2 separate regions of the Homo sapiens genome follow, and region 2 is linked to region 1. Evidence: read pairs that join two places in POLR2A ChIA-PET (ENCODE). Cell type or tissue: GM12878. All regions are shown on one strand.

Region 1 (2,500 bases):
TTTTTGGTAGAGATAGTATTTCATTATGTTACCCTAGCTGGTCTCAAATTACCCTCACTCTTGACTGAAAGTTTACTAGAAACAATTAATAATTAACAGCGCATTGAAGACCTATTTCTTCTGGCATCTACTGCTGCTGATGAGAAGTCTGCTGTCAGCCTAATTTGTGAGTAATATTTCCTTTCTCGCTGGTAGCTTTTCAAATTTCCCCTTTTAGGATTATTCTTAAAGTTCTGCAGTTTCTCTAAGCTGTCTTTTCTCGGCCCTTTTTTTAATAGGGAGAGCCCCACTCAGCTTTTCGTGCTCATTTAGTGCTCATTTTACCCTGAAGAGCCCATCTTTCTGCCTACTTCTGGGCAGAGTGGCCAGAAGGCCCAAGTCTTCTGCTTCTTCCCACTTCTTTGTGTTTCTATTCCACTTCTGTTTGGGAGATGTTTATTGCCTTGGTTTCTTGTTTGTTTTAGGAAGGAATAATTCTTCTTTTTTTCTTTTTTTTTTTGAGACGGAGTCTTGCTCTGGCCTCCAGGCTGGGGTGCAGTGGTGCGATCTCGGCTCACTGCAACCTCCACCTCCTGGGTTCAAGCAGTTCTCCTGCCTCAGCCTCAGAGTAGCTGGGATTACAGGCACCCGCCACTATGCCTGGCTAATTTTTGTGTTTTTAGTAGAGATGGGGTTTCGCCACGTTGGCTAGGCTGGTCTTGAATGCCTGACCTTGTGATCCACCTGCCTCGGCCTCCCAAAGTGCTGAGATTACAGGCGTGAGTCACAGCACCCGGCCAGGAATATTTCTTTTACATTTCTCCGATTTCATCAATCCTTGCTTCTTGCTTGGTGCTGAGGAAGGTCTCAAAGTGTACACTTACAATGTCATCTTGACTGGAAACTCTGCTTGCGGCTTTGTTAAAAAAGACAAGGTTTTTTAAGGTTCAGTCTACATGTCAGGTGTTCATTTGAAAGCTGGTAAAGGGGGCAAGATCTGCTGAACTTATCCAATTAACAAAGCTCACTAACTGAAGGACAATAGGGGAAAGTACACCACTAATTACGATCATATATTCAATAAGCATGTACTGACCATCTGCTTTTGAATCGCAGCTCTGCTACTCAGGGAGCTGCGTAATTTGGGGAAAGTTACTTAAGTTCTCTGTGCCAACTTCCTCTTCTATGAAAGGCCAAGTGTGAGGTTTAAATAAGGTAAAATGTGTAAAGTGTTTAGAATAGTGCCAGCATAGAAGTGCTCACTAAATACTAGCTATTATTCCCGTTAGAGGGAAACACTTACTCTGCATTCCCATGTTCCCACACAGGAGACAAATGCCCCACTCCATTTCTCAGGAGAAAAGGTCATGAAAGGAGCATCTGCAGTTTCTCTGTGTCCTCCACTCACTCCTCTCCAGGACCAGCAGATGACTGATCTGATGGCTGGGCTTCAGAGATGGACCTGTGTGTGACTGGCTTAATTCTTTCCAGGTTCTCTCCAATCAGAAACAACCTGTCTAACCACGCATACAAACTTTGCTTCTGGCTTGGAGGCTCAGGCTTTGTTCCTATAAGAGGAAGACCTTGGTTTCACTTGTTTTGTTATTTTGTGGGGGAGGTTCAGTCCAAGAGGAAGTATATAGAAGGAATCGACAAGCCCTTTTAGTCACAGCAAACTCTTTTAGTCACATAATTTAAATCACATTTGTCCATCAGTTTTATTAGTAATAAAGCCAATGTTCTGATCTACATTTATCTATCACCTATCCTTTTTTTTTCTTTCCCCTCCCTGAGACAGGGTCTCGTCCATTGCCCAGTGAAGTGGCGCCATCAGGGTTCACTGCACCATCAACCTCCTGGTCTCAAGCAATCCTCCCGCCTCAGCCCCTCAAGTTGGTGGGACTACAGACACGTGTCACCACACCTGGCTAATTTTTTGTTTGAATTTTAGTACAGACAAGGTCTTGCTACGTTGCCCAGACTGGTCTCGAACTGCTGAGCTCTCGAACTGCTGATCCTCCCAGCTCAGCCTCCCAAAATCCACTGGGATTACAGACTATCACCTATATCTGAACTTGCTCCAAACTCAGGAGAAGAAAGGAGTATTAGTTATTGGCTTACTCAAAATCTCAACAGCTCTGAGGATTTGGCTATAAGGTTCTTGGGGTATTAAATACAATAATAGATGTGAAGCTCTTACAGTGTTTGATATACAGTAATGCTCAATACATTTTAGCTATTAATATTATTATTATATGTGCCAGATATTGTCCTAAAAGGTGAGTTATACCAGTTGCAGGAGGAACTTAATGTTGCAACAGTATTAGAACAGCTAACCCTGTACATGAGATATTATGAACAGCAGCAGTAGCAATCCCATAATTATTTCATTAAATCACAAACACTTTTACTAAGCAAACTGCATACCCCAAAAACTGTGGCAGGTGCTGGGAATTCAATATTATTTATAGAAATCTGTCCTTCAAAAGCTTACAGGCTAGAAAGGAAGAAAGACAAGCCT
Region 2 (2,500 bases), 85 kb after region 1:
GAAAAAAAGCAAAAGATGATTCTGGGGCATCCAGTTGTGCCAGAAAGTAAGGAAGTCCTCAGAAAAATGATGGGACAAATGACATCAAAGGGACACAGAAGCCAGTTCGAAGGGGCTCTCACTGTCCAAAACTGGGGCAGTTTGAGCATCAGAATAAATGTTAGAATGGCTTATAACCCATTGAATAAAATAGGTTCCATAAGTCTTTATAATAAATGTTTAGTAAGAAAGGAGATATTTGTAAAGTCTCAAACTACCAAAAAAAGAGTAACTTTACAGTGGAAAAGTGTGGCAAGTCACCATCTTAAAAGTGATCAATGAGGCCAGGCGCGGTGGCTCACGCCTGTAATCCCAGCACTTTGGGAGGCCAAGGCGGGCGGATCACGAGGTCAGGAGATCGTGTCCATTCTGGCTAACACGGTGAAACCCCGTCTCTACTAAAAATACAAAAATATTAGCCAGGCGTGGTGGCGGGAGCCTGTAGTCCCAGCTACTCTACTCTGGTGGCTGAGGCAGGAGAATGGTGTGAACCTGGGAGGCGGAGTTTGCAGTGAGCCGAGATTGCGCCACTGCACTCCAGCCTGGGCGATAGAGCGAGACTCTGTCTCAAAAAAAAAAAAAAAAAAAAGAGTGATCAACATGACCATCATCAGTAATATGACAAATTCAAATTATCTGCTTCCTGACAGGATGTGATGAGAAGAGCCCATCATCACATCTGTGATATTTCTGCCAAAGATAAATAACCTGAACCAATCATAAGGAAACAATAGGCAAAACAAAACTGAATGGCATTCTAAGAGTACCCAGCTCATCATCTTCAAGATTGTCAGTCATGATGGTCAAGGAAAGACTGAGTATCTGTTTCAGATAAAAGAAGATCGAAATAACATGTGACTCTGAACTTGATCCTTTTGCCAGAATGGACACTATTAAGACAAATGGTGAAATTTGAATAGGGCCTGAGGATTAGATCGTAGTAATGTTTTTACGTTAATTTCTTGGTCTTCATGGTTTCATTGTAGTTATATAGGATAACATTCTTGGCCATGCATGGTAGCTTACGCCTGTAATCTCAGCACTTTGGGAGGCCAAGGCAGGAGGATTGCTTGAGCTCAGGAGTTCAAGACCCGCTAGAAAGAGAGAGACGTCGGGCCGGGCGTGCTGGCTCACGCCTGTAATCCCAGCACTTTGGGAGGCCGAGGCGGGTGGATCACAAGGTCAGGAGATCGAGACCATGGTGAAACCCCATCTCTACTAAAAATACAAAAAATTAGCTGGGCACGGTGGCGGGTGCCTGTAGTCCCAGCTACTCAGGAGGCTGAGGCAGGAGAATGGTGTGAACACAGGAGGCAGAGCTTGCAGTGAGCCGAGATTGCACCACTGCACTCCAGCCTGGGCAGCAGAGCGAGACTCTGTCTCAAAAAAAAAAAAAAAAAAGAGAGAGACGTCGTCTCCATGAAAAATAAAAAACAATTGGCCAGGCGTGGTGGCACATGCCTGTAATCCCAGCTACTTGGGAGACTGAGCTGGGAGGATCACTTGAGCCCAGGAGCTGGAGGCTGCAGTGAGCTATGATCGTGCCATTGCACTGTAGCCTGGGTGACAGCACAAGACCCTCTCTCAAAAAAAGAAAAAAAATAACATTCTTGTTTGTTGAGAGTGATGAGTTATGTCCACAACATACTCTCAAATAATTTAGGAAAAAAATTATTTATATTGTACTTGAAAATTTTTATGAGATTGTTTCTAAAAAAATATTTAAAAATCGTGTAATGTTCATTGTAATCTATTTCACGGAAACAAAATGAAAATTATTTATTTTACTTTTATCCTAATATTTTGCTCATAAAGCTTAGATTCATTTGTTTATTTAAGAACAGTAGGGGCCAGGTGCGGTGGCTCACGCCTGTAATCCCAGCACTTTGGGAGGCCGAGGCAGGCAGATTGCCTGAGGTTGGGAGTTCGAGACCAGCCTGACCAACATGGAGAAACCCTGTCTCTGCTAAAAATACAAAATTAGCCAGGTGTAGTGGCGTGTGCCTGTAATCCTAGCTACTCGGGAGGCTGAAGCAGGAGAATCACTTGAACCCGGGAGGTGGAAGTTGTGCTGAGCCAAGATCACACCATTGCACTCCAGCATGGGCAACGAGAGCGAAACTCTGTCTCAAAAAAAAAAAAACCAAAAAAAACAGTAGGGCAGACTTTATTCAAGAGGGGCTACCACAGTGGAGTTCTGTAGCAGGAGAGAGAGATCAGGCTCAACTCCCTAAAGCTTAGATTTTAAAAAACAATAATTTATTGAGTGCTTGGATTGTGCCAGGCATTGTTACAAGCAGTTTTTGTGTATCGACACAACAGTGCTATGAGATTAGAAAGTGAAGGCAGTCACATGTTCTGAGTTTCGAGCTGGGATTCTAAAGCAGTCTAACTCCAGTGTTGTTAATCCTACATTTTACTGCCTCTAATGAAATAGTGTTACTGCATATATTTTCAATAC

Evidence for each region. Peaks named below come from ENCODE experiments on the same cell type or tissue, not always from the same donor. Only the 100,000 strongest peaks of a DNase experiment are listed, where the experiment ranks them.
Region 2: POLR2A ChIA-PET joins it to region 1 with 6 read pairs; 5 of 35 experiments call an interaction of 5 or more read pairs at or near these places.

Annotation. Positions count from the first base shown.
Region 1 is chr11:75,891,176-75,893,675 of GRCh38, reverse strand. The region is part of intron 5 of UVRAG (UV radiation resistance associated); the gene reads right to left. Among named protein-coding and RNA genes, the nearest start is that of UVRAG, 77 kb to the right of the region's middle. In GM12878, no CTCF peak of the experiment used is centred here; a DNase peak (open chromatin) is centred at 1,544; H3K4me3 peaks cover 252 bases; H3K27ac peaks cover 1,725 bases.
Region 2 is chr11:75,805,972-75,808,471 of GRCh38, reverse strand. No RefSeq gene overlaps it. Among named protein-coding and RNA genes, the nearest start is that of UVRAG-DT, 7.6 kb to the left of the region's middle. In GM12878, no CTCF peak of the experiment used is centred here; no DNase peak of the experiment used is centred here.